Regions from separate parts of the Homo sapiens genome. Here region 2 is linked to region 1. The links are chromatin contacts, found by Hi-C in ENCODE. All regions are on one chromosome and are shown on one strand. Each heading gives the region's core, a stretch centred on a gene start or an enhancer-like site at or near the end of the contact. The rest is flanking DNA. Distances are from core to core; before and after follow the strand shown. Region 1 holds the start of ZNF2 (zinc finger protein 2). Region 2 holds the start of SLC67A2 (solute carrier family 67 member 2).

What was found. A loop is a pair of places that touch in the nucleus more often than their neighbours do. Pooled maps may share reads with other maps.
Region 2: a loop to region 1 is called in a pooled map, with 10 times the contacts of the local background. The contact joins the promoter of SLC67A2 here to the promoter of ZNF2 in region 1. A Hi-C loop is called at or near these places in 4 of 50 pooled maps.

Annotation. Positions count from the first base shown.
Region 1 is chr2:95,161,587-95,167,506 of GRCh38, reverse strand. ZNF2 (zinc finger protein 2) reads right to left here and starts at 1,698. Exons shown (of 5, transcript NM_021088.4): 1 at 1,647-1,698. RefSeq lists enhancers at 1,582-2,011, 1,439-2,073, 2,074-2,710.
Region 2 is chr2:102,733,957-102,739,876 of GRCh38, reverse strand. SLC67A2 (solute carrier family 67 member 2) reads left to right here and starts at 2,989. Exons shown (of 6, transcript NM_032718.5): 1 at 2,989-3,231. The coding sequence starts at 3,067. It also overlaps a transcript of TMEM182 not described here. RefSeq lists a silencer at 2,873-3,082.

The DNA.
Region 1 (5,920 bases), core at 449-2,948:
TGAGACTGAGTCTCGCTCTGTCACCCAGGCTGGAGTGCAGTGGCGCAATCTTGGCTCACTGCAAGCTCCGCCTGCCGGGTTCATGCCATTCTCCTGCCTCAGCCTCCCGAGTAGCCGGGACTACAGGCGCCCGCCACCACGCCCGGCTAATTTTTTGTATTTTTTTAGTAGAGACGGGGTTTCACCGTGTTAGCCAGGATGGTCTCGATCTCCTGACCTCGTGATCCGCCCGCCTCAGACTCCCAAAGTGCTGGGACTTACAGGCGTGAGCCACTGTGCCCGGCCATATTATCTATTTCTCTGTAGCTTTTCACTGTTCGGACAAGCTTCTGCTTATTCAAGTGGTTACTGTAACTGCTATGATACTGCACTAGCTTTTCTTCCAACCACTAAAATTGCTGTCTTTCTGTGACTCTTTTTCCCCACTTTTGCCCTGGAAACATGGATGCTGCCCATAGCTCAGTCTTTGTACTTTCTTCGTTTTTGCCATCCCTCAGAAAGTCCATCCACATTCAGGGCTCCATTTTCAAACTCTACAGATGTCCATGTCCTGTAATTGTATTGTAATTTTACAATACAACTGTATTGCATTCTTCCAGACTCATCCTGCATTTCCAAATGACTGCAAACCTTAAATCAGGCGTTCCACCATCACCTCAAAACTATCTTCCTTTAGGCAATTCCACACATCAACGCCTCTTCCTGGCTTTACATTTGTATCAGATGTTTTATTGTTCTCCCAGGTGTCCCAAATTCAAACTCTTACCTCACTCTCTTTCCTCCCAAATCTAGTCACCAGGCCCTTTTGACTCTTCTTTTGCAGTGTCATCTGTATCCTTCCCTTTCACTACCACCACCATAATTCAAGTCCACAACATCTTACTCCAAAACTACCATACATTCCTAAGTAGCTCTCTGCTACTGGTCCTTTCCCCTCTCTAGTCCTGAATGTGACCTCTAGAATAACTGTCTCCAAATAGTTTCATTCGTGTCAGTCCCTGGATCACACCTATATAAGCCACCTTGCCTACTGAGTCTTGTCCTGATTCTCTGAGTCCCGGGCCCTGGCTCCCAGCGTACCTTTTCTTCAACCTTGTCTACCACTGTTCCTGCATTTCTGTAAAAACTATCTCCAGCTCAAATCTGCCTAACGCTTAGCTGCTTCTTTCGTGGTTTTTGTTTTGTTGTTGTTGTTTTTCTTTCACGTCAAATCCCACCTCCTCCATGAAGCCCTCCAGCACTCGTGCGGAGGCCCAGGGCAGGGAGCTAAATGAGGCAATCTGAGGCGCTGTCTGGCAAAGACGGAGCGGCAGCATCCTAGATTTGGTGTCAATTCCACCCACGTTCATTAAGCACCCATTATGGGAAGAAGAAACGGGAGAGGCGGAGGAAGACTCCAAACCTCCAACCTTAAAGTCCGGGACCGACATACAATGGGTGCCCAGACCCCACGGGACACACGCACACACGGGGGTGGATGCACAACTTTCCGTCCGCACCGAGACGTCGCGACACACGCTCTGCAGGCTGGCCTCGCCCGTGTCACCCCGTTTTGCTCCCACAGCACCTCCCCAAAGTTCTCATGTCCCCTCTCTCGGCTGCTGCGCTCACTCCGCTCCTTGAAGACACACACCCACAACCCTCACCTCCGGCACAGAGTGCTCGGGACCCGGGAAGACGGCGCCTCTTCAGGTCGGGAAACCAACGCGCCTGCGCACAGGGTCCTGGCGACTGCGCTCCCAATCAATGCGGGGCCTTCGCAAGGACTTCATCTCCCAGAAGTCTCGGCGTCCGGTGCGCTTTAATATGACGTCCGAAAATGTGTGCAAACGCCGGCTTCCCGTGGCTGAACAGGATCCAAAATGGCAGCGCTGTCGCCTTAGCTGGGAGAGCGAGCCGTTGTGGCTGTTTGGGAGACTTATGGTCACCCTGAAGTACTGCCTGCCTCTAGTGTCGCGTCCCTCCAGTATCCGATGGGAGCGCCGTCCGCAGGGAATGTGTCTCTCTGATCATGGTGCCTCGTGTCCAGCTCTGGGGAAGACCGAGACGAAATCGAGTCAGCTGGCGTTGGGAGAGGGCTTATTTCCGCTTCCGCTTGCCCACTTTCAGGAATTTGATTCTGAGAGCAGGGCTGCGGTTCCAGGCAGGGTTTGTACACATATTTGCGTTGGAAGGAGAGAGGAGCCTAGGACACATATGTATTAACTGTGCAGCTGGTCCGACTCCCGACAGCTTCAGCGCACACCAGCCAGCCTTGGAGTTGCTGGAACGGCCCTGGCTGCAAGCTGGAATCACCCGGAGAGCTTTCGACATTGATGCCTGAGGCCCAGCTGTGGAGCGACAGTTTGAAAAGAGCTGCAGGTGACTCTAATGTGCAGCTAAAGCTAGGAACCACTGAGCTACATCTCAGGGAAGACTGAAAATTACAAAGAATATGATAAAATCTTACTTCAGGAACAAAGCTACGTTTTTCCAGGTTAATTTATTAGTGGTTTGGGTTTTTTTTAAGTTTTTGTGGGTACACAGTAGGTGTGAACATTTATGGGCCACCTGAGATATTTTGACACAGGCATGCAATAAGTAATAATCTCATCAGGACAAATGGGATATCCATCACCTCAAGCATTTGTCCTTTGTGTTACAAACGATCCAGTTATATTCTTTTAGTTACTTTAAAATATACAATATTATTGGCTGTAATTACTCTGATGTGCTATCAAATACTAGTTATACTATTTCTTATTCTATTTTTTGTACCCATTAACTATCCCCACTTCCCCACCCCGCCAACCCTTCCCAGTCTGTTAACCATCCTTCTACTCTCCATCTCCATAAGACTACACTTTCATTCAAAAAATCCAAATTGCTCACCATAAGCAAGGCACAGTTACAAATATGAGTAAGTTACTGCCCCAAATGAACTCTTGGTCCAATGGAAAAAATCAGAATGTAAAATCACAATAGAGGCAGTATGTTCTATAATTATGTCACATTCAACATACTATGAGAGTACAATGGAGGAAGCTATTAACTATGGCCGGGAAAGGTGGGAAAGGATTCCTTTCACTGGTATACTTAAATACTTAAGAAAAAAAAAGTGTGATCTAAACAGTGAATAGTACATGCAAAGGCATAGTCTAGAGGATAAAAGTGAAAATAATTAGTAGCAAAATGAATGCCTTGTGGATGAGGTTTAGGGGCCAATAACTATCTTGAGGTAAGGCCAGGTTGTGGCTGCCTTTGTGTTGTACTAAGGGGTTTGGACCTTCCTAGGAGATTAGAGCTTGATTAAAGTCACAACATCCATAAGAGAAATACTTTTTTTTTTTTGTTCCCTTCTGTGTGGTGGTTTTTATTATTTAGCCTTATACTGAGGGTGGAAACTGGGGTCCTGAAAGTGTTTCCTTCTAGAATATTCCCCACCCACTGGCAGGCCCTAGGCTTTGTCTTTACCGCTTCCAGGTAGCTGCCAAAGTGGAAGTTTATGTGCTCTAGGATTTAGCAGTCTAAAAGTCAGGTTTGTTGCTCGATTCTCAGAATTCTAGCTCTCACTTTATTTATTTTTTGAGACAGGCTCTGGCTGTGTCAGCCAGGCCAGAATGCAGTGGCATGCTCTCAGCTCACTGCAACCTCCACCTCCTGGGCTCACGTAGTCCTCCCATCTCAGCCTCAAGAGTAGCTGGGACTACAGGCATGCACCACCATGTCTGGCTACTTTTTGTATTTTTTTGTAGACATGGGGTTTTACCATGTTGCCCAGGCTGGTTTCAAACTCGGGCTCAAGCAATCCACCCTCTTCGGCCTCCCAGAGTGCTAGGATTATAGGCATGAGCCACTGCACCTGGCCCATTTCACTTTATTTTTTTAAATGTTTACAAATTCCTCACTTTCATGCCTGCTCATCAGTGTGTTTATAAAGATGTTTGCAATTTTTCAGCATTTTTAGTTTTTTTATTAAGAGGGCTGTTTAGGCCATCTAATCGGCCATGTTACTGGGAAGATTAAGAGAATTTTAACTGATATTCTCAAAAGAGTTAGGAGGAGCATATGGAAGCTAAGCAGCCAAGAAGTGACATACATCCATCTTTTTAGAGTAAAACAGGTATCTCTTGGGCCCAGAAGCTTGTAGGCTCTGCCAAATTGCAGGATGTTATGGCCGTCTGATGCTGTTTAACCACTCCAAACTTAGTGGCTGAAAACAACAATTTTATTAGGCCAACATGTTCTGTGGGTCGGGAACTTGGATGGGCACAACAGGGATGGGCACACAGGGATATCATTTGGATATCCTCTCCAAATCTCATGTTGAGATGTAAACCCCAGTGTTGGAGATGGGGCCTGGTGGGAGGTATTTGGGTGATGGGGGCAGATCCCTCATGGCTTGGTGCCGTCCTTGCAATAGTGAGTACTCCTGAGATCTGGTTGTTTACGTGTGTGACACCTTCCTGCCCTCCCCAACTCTGTTTTGTTCCTGCTTTCACCATGCAAAGTGCAAACTCCCACTTCACCTTCCACAGTGAGTGAAAGCTCCCTGAGGCCTCCCCAGTAGCCAAACAGATGCCGTTGCCATGCTTCCTGTACAGCCAGCAGAACCAAGAGCCAAGGAAACCTCTTTTCTTTATAAATTACCCAGTTTCAGGTATTTCTTTATAGCAGTGCAAAATGGCCTAACACAGCTCGTTTCTGCTTCACAATTTCTGGATCCTCAATTGGGAGGACTATATCTGGCACCCAGATTGGCACCCGTGGCTAGGCTCAGCTGGGACTGTTCGCCAGTGTCCCCGCATGTAGCCTCTCTTTGTGCTTGGACTTCCTCACAACATGGTGGCCTCGGGGCAATCAGGCTTCTTGCACCTCATTTCAGGGCTCTAAGAGGGTCCCAGTGAGCAAGACAGAAGCTGCATGGCTTTATTTATTTATTTATTTATTTTGGAGACGGTTTCGCTCTTGTTGCCTGAGCTGGAGTGCAATGGCACGATCTTGGCTCACCACAACCTCCGCATCCCGAGTTCAAGTGATTCTTCTGCCTCAGCCTCCCGAGTACCTGGGATTACAGGCGTGTGCCACCATGCCCAGCTAATTGTGTATTTTTAGTAGAGACAGGTTTTCTCCATTTTGGTCAGGTTGGTCTCCTGAGCTCAGGTGATCCGCCCACCTCGGCCTCCCAAAGTGCTGGGATTACAGGCATGAGCCACTGCGCCCGGCCAAGAAGCCAGTTTTCGTTTCTTTTTTTTTTTTTTTTTTGAGATGGAGTCTTGCTCTGTCACCCAGGCTGGAGTGCAGTGTTGCAACCTCGGCCCACTGCAGCCTCTGCCTCCCGGGTTCCAGAGATTTTCGTGCCTCAGCCTCCTAGGTAGCTGGGATTACAGGCGCACGCCACCACACGCGGCTAATTTTTGTATTTTTAGTAGAGACGGGGTTTAGTAGAGACAGGTGTGAGCCACTGCGCCCGGCCGCCAGTCTTAAAAATTTACAAACTGTATGATTCCATTTATGTGACATTCAGGAAAAGGCAAAACTATAGGGAAGGTAACAGAGCAGTGGTCACGGGTTGGGGTGGAAGAGGCATTTGACTGCAAAGGAGCAGTAAAAGGAATATTGAAGGTGATGGAGAGTGTATAGGCTGGTGAGGACTGGAGCCCCACCAACAGTGCTTTGAGATCAAATGGTGCACTAGAGCACTGAGCAGGAGAGAGAATATTCCTGGGGTAATGAATGTGCATTGTAACAAACAAGGGCCTCTGGATCAAGATCTGTCCCAAAGGACACAATGTAAGAGTGGGGAATTTCAGACACTGCAGCAGGCCTACAGAATGGGCATCAGGGAAAGGCAGTGGCCCTCAAGTTCTTCTGAAGTAGTTCCATTTCTAGTTCTGTTGAGCCATCAATGAGATGAAAATCTTTTCTCATTTGTCCATCC
Region 2 (5,920 bases), core at 1,740-4,239, 7.6 Mb before region 1:
CGAGCAGCATAAACATCAGCATATTTGCATGAGTTTTCCATGCCTCTACATCTCATGGAGGTTGTATTAGTCCATTCTTGCATTGCTATAAGGAAATACCTGAGACTGGGTAATTTATAAAGAAAAGAGGTTTAATTGGCTCACAGTTCCACAGACTGTACAGGAAGCATGGAGGCATCTGCTTGGCTTCTGGACAGGCCTCAGAAAACTTACAATCATGGTGGAAGCAAAGGAGGAGCTAGGCATCTCACGTGGCAGGAGCAGGAGCAAGAGAGAATGAAGGGGAGGTGCTGCACACTTTTAAACAACCAGATCTCACAAGAACTCCCTTACTAACTCACTATCATGAGAACAGCACCAAGAGGATGGGGCTAAACCATTCGTGAGAAACCACTCCCATGATCCAATAACCTCCCACCAGGCCCCACCTCCAACACTGGGGACTACAATTCGACATGAGGTTTCTTGGGGACACAGATCCAAACCATGTCAGCAGTGGACCCATATGAACGCTATACATCAAAATTGAGGAACACTGAGCTTGGGGTATTCATCATTGGTAGGCTTTCTGTTTATTTCATTCCCAGGGATGCTATAATCAATTAGCCATAGTCAAAGATCCCTGCAGGTCAAGGCATTCTGGTGACTGGTACACTCCTGCTGACCTTAAAAGTAAATGTGTCCACCTTGTCTTCTGAGTTTAAGTGCTATGACCTGGCCTCTGATAATCTGGAAATCTTTTCCTCATATAATCAGAGAGCTTATCTTAAAGGTGGTATCCTCTATGGCTATACCTGGCCTACAAAAGAGAGCAATCGCAAATCTTTTCAAAACTGCAAGTGCATCTCTCACTAATACATTCCTCAGTGCCTTAGTGCAGGAAGTGTCGTCTTGGCCTCTTCGTGGAATATATTTGAGTATTAGGCTTGCAAGTCATACATAATAAATCCACTCTGACATTGTCATTTTTCCAAAACTTTTGGAGTCCTTTATCCACATTTTGCCAGGAAAACTCTGGCATCTGAACATCATTAAATATAGGCCATCTTTGAGTCTAAATTTCAACCAACTGACTAAACTACTAGAGCTGCCTCCAGCTGCACAAGCTAACATATTACATCGGTATATGTTGTAAATGCATCTATACTAGTGAATTCTGCCTAATTTAGTGTTATATTATTCCCTTTTTTTGTCTGACACCCTTAGAAATCTCTCCCCCAGGTTTCTAAAGTTTACATTGATTATATATTAGCAGAGACTTCCAAATCTTTTATTATTATTATTTTTACACAGAGTCTCCCTCTGTTGCCAGGCTGGAGTGCAGTGGGGCGATCTCAGCTCACTGCAACCTCTGCCTCCCGGGTTCAAGCTCTCCTGCCTCAGCCTCCCAAGTAGCTGGGACTACAGGCGCGCACCACCACGCCCAGCTAAATTTTTTGTATTTTTAGTAGAGACAGGGTTTCACCATGTTGGCCAGGATAGTCTCGATCTCTTGACCTTGTGATCTGCCCACCCTGGCTTCCCAAAGTCCTGGGATTACAGGTGTGAGCCACCGCGCCTGGCCGTGACTTCCAATTCTTTTGGCGTGTATGAGATGTCCTCCTAGGTTATAATGTGTACCTGTCACCAGAGCATGCTAAAATTTCACCCTAGCTATGTATTTAGTAGCCACAGTGAGTGGTTTTAATGGGTTAACATGAGCAGCCCTTTCAAGGCGCCTTTCCCAGATGAGTTACTCACAAAATTTCAAGCACAAAAAGACTAGTTTCCTCAGCTATAGGAGAGCAAACTAGTTCTCCTGCAAAGGAGTCTCAGAATAACTTGGGGGTTCACGATTGACAGTTTCACCTGGATTCAATTATATGTCTTAATTCTAAGTATCAGTATTCCACTTCTCCCTATTCAGTGCCACCTCCCATGAGAAACTTTGCAACACTGAATTTAACAGATCTCAGAATTAGCAACCTACACAAGTAAATTGAGATTTTGAGCAAAATCTCAGTAAAATGTCAGAGTCTTCTTGATCCCACAGTGAAAGAGGAATAAATAACAAGTTCTAAAGAAAAGAGGGGCTAGTCACTATTGTTAACATTTATTACTTACCATGTGTCATGGGCTTTGCTAAGTAATTTAAAGGCATCTTTTGGTGTCATGCACTCACTTAATTCCTTTCACTGCACTCAGAATAAACCCCAAATCTCTGTTATGGCCTTCTGGGTCCTAAATGGTCTGCACTCCTGCTGACCTCTCAGTTTGATGAGGAAGTTTCAGCCACACATATCTTCTTTCCACTCTTCTCAGCTTACATGTCACCTCCTCCAAACTGCTTTTCTAAAGTAGCTCACTCCCCACCTCATTACTTTCCACATCAAGACCGTGCTTCTTTATATTATCACCATATTATTTTACTTATTTTATGCTTTTTCATTGCATGTTTAGTATTTTTATTTATGTTTATTTACTGCGTGCTTATTATTTTTACTCCATGAGACTGTAATCTCAACTCAGGCATAGACCATCTATGGTTTGTTCACATTGCACTGCACCAGAAAGGATCTTAAGAAGCATGTGTAGAATTCTCACACCTCTAGAAGTTGGACTACATTATTTCCTACTGCTTTTTAAATAGGCAAACGAAAGCTTGGAGAGCCACGTTAACGTATCCTAGGTCTGTCACAACCAACTGGTGGCCAGGGTCTGTGGATCTTCAAGCTGGAGTTGGTCACCTCCTAGCACAACTCCATAGGAGGAAGTGAAGCTCAATACAATTCCCTCCTGTCCTCCAACGATAGGGGCAGCAGGGTCTGTACCCAGAGGAAACAAAGAGCATCATCATTATCATCACAAACTGGTGTGTGCTTACCGTATTGATGATGTGCCCAGTCCCCACCTTGCCTGAGACCAGAACTCCCAGCCAGCACCGGCCACGCACCCGCGGAGCTGCCAGGTAGCACCCGCCCCCTCTCTCTGCGCAGGCGCGCGCCTCCTGCTTCCGCTCGGGGCGGGGCTGGGCTCCCGGGGTAGGTCCGCGGCTGCTGCTGCGTCCGACCCCCGGCCGGCGCGGGTATGGAGCTTGGGGGTCACTGGGACATGAACTCGGCCCCGAGGCTGGTCTCGGAGACCGCAGAGCGGAAACAGGAGCAGAAGACAGGAACCGAGGCGGAGGCTGCCGACTCCGGTGCCGTCGGAGCCCGCCGCTTCCTGCTCTGTCTCTACTTGGTGGGCTTCTTGGTGAGTGCGAGCGTGGGGGCTGGGAGCAAGTGCTGACTGTGTTCGGGCCTGGGGACCCAGGCGGTTCTTGGAGCTTCCGGGGAGCTCCCAGGGAGTGGGAACCCGCAGTCCGCCTGGTGAGTGCCTCACTACCTATCAAGCTCTCCTCTTGCCCTATCACCCACTTCAGTCTGCATCTGGCCACACTGCTTTATTGCCCCTCGCGCTTTCTCTTGCACCCCGTTCGCGGAACGTCTTCCCTTCCCTGCCTTTTGAGAAGCCCTGGTACCAACCTCAGGTGTGACCAGGTGTTAAATGCTGTGGCAGGTGCAGCTTTTGCAGGGCGGAGAACAGGGGTGTGGGCAAGCTTGGAAAAGCCCAGCTGCTGTGCGGCTGCTGGTGAGGTAGGGACACGCAAGCCTTTTTACCAGAACAGGCAGGGGAGGCCGCTCTTGACCCCGCTTGGACAGATTTAGGCACATTTTCACTAGGATTCTTGGTTGACTTAAATATTAAAAAATGCAGATCAGAGTGAATTTTACCCATCTGCCTTTCGACAAACTGCGCATTGCACAGCGTAGGTTTGGTTTCATCATGATGTGTGTGCCTGTGGTTTGCTTTTTTACCAGACCAGGCTGGAGAAGCCGCTGTTGATGACCCCACTTGTACAGAATTGGGTGCATTTTCACTAGAGCTCTCGGTTGACTTGAATGTTTAAAAATGCAGATCAGAGTGAATTGTACCCATCTACCTTTGGACAAAGGGTGTGCATTGCACAATGGCGGTTTGGTTTCATCGTGTGTGTGTGTGTGTGTGTGTGCGCGCGCGCGTGTCCTGGTTTGCTCCCTGAGTGCTAATTTCCCACGTAGAATGGAAAGTTTAGTAAGCTGATTCATGGCATTTCTGAACACCTGCCATGTGGCAGGTGCTGCGGAGCTTCACTATTGTAATCCACAGTTCTGCCACAGAAGAATTCAGTCTTACAAGTAAGCTGATGTTGGTAGTTTCTGGGCCATTATCTGCAAGAACCCTAGATCCACCTCTGCACTCCTCCCTTTCCAAGGCTAGGCCTGATTCAGCCCTGAGTGTGAGCTAATCCAGTATCTTGAGGGTAAGGAAGCTGCGATAAGTGTCAATGGGAGAAGGCTGCCTTTGAGGCCTTGAAGATAGTATCTGATGGCACTGGGCCCTGGCAGGGAGTCATCGTTTTCTGCCCAGATGCAGATCAAGACCACCACTTCTCCCAGTTTCATGCACTCTCCATGCCACCACCTCCATGCAAGGCGTTCAGTTGGTAGCAACTCTATGTTGAGTTAATAGTTAAGATCACCATGAAAGCATGTTCATCAAATTGCTGCAAGCCCAGAAACACAAGGTCTTCAGGGAGGGCGGCTTTTTAGAGAGGATTTCTCTGCCTCTAGGCCATTGCAGGATCCACCCTCCAGCTCCATGCCTTTAACTTCAGAGACTGGCACTCCTTCTGACCACTATTCCTTTAATCTAGTAGTTCATTCTCAGCATGGGGATGCTTCTTCTACTTTTCAGTCTAGGCACCTAGAATTCACAACCAGTGAGTATGGGTGGTTCTTGGAGAGGAGTTGGCTGACATCCAGCCTTTTTAGTTATGGGTCCCAAGCTACTGCTGTCCTGTCTCAGAAGGGACTTGGGCTGGTTCAGCCAGATGAAAACATTTGAGCCCTTACCTGGAAAGTCCAGACTAGGGTTCAGAGAATTTGACTTAGAATTCAAAGTAGTTTTAGTATTAGAATAAAACAAAGCAATTCGCAGATCATTTGTTAAGGTCAGCCTTCCAATACAGATTTGAATATTCACAATTTATCATATGTTTTCTTTATGCTGTGTATTTGGCAAGTCTAATCTAGCAAGCCTGATACAGAATTTTAATAACTTTAATAATGTATTCAAGAGAACCATTAGGTGTCTCATATCTTAAGGGAAAAGTTTATGGTTTCCCAAAAGTTGAAAGAGTAGGGATTTTTTTAATGGAAAATATTGTAAACAATTAAATATATGAAGCTTTACATGAAAGTCACATAAAGCTACCTAACAGATGATTGTTAGGTAACATCTAAGGAACATTATACATAATTTAGTTTTTTTTTGACATATTTAGGGATGTAGAGACCTCTAAGATTCTTGGACAAATGGTTTCTGAATGGGAGAGGAAGGGAACAAGCTTAGAGAAGTCATTTGCCAAATTGTTCTGTTTTAGCAGTTATCCGTACTTCCAAGTTTTAATTTGTTTAGGAGGGAAGACCAAGATGACCCTTGAGGCCCGTTTTGTTTAGGATGCTTAGATGGTGATGAGATCTATTATTTCAACCACTTTTTTCCTCCAGATACTTGGTGAGATTTGTTTTCCATCCCATCAGCTTTATTCAGGTGATAATTCATTTTCATTGAGATAGTCCAGTAATCAATAATTACTGGGGTTCCTACCCTGAAAAGAGTCTTGAAACTTTTGAGTGTACATATTCATCAATTTTTATTGAAAAATGTTGATATTCAGTGAAAGTTTAAGTGGCCCCTTCTGACATGATCTTTTTACAAGTGGTTACATGCACATGACCAGATGCCAAATGCAGCGATTTTGAAGAAGCTATGGATTGAGAAGCAGAAAGGAGTTGCCTTTTATAGTAAAGGAGAAGGCAATTTTAGAACAGAACTTCCTGAGAGGAAAGATTCAGTG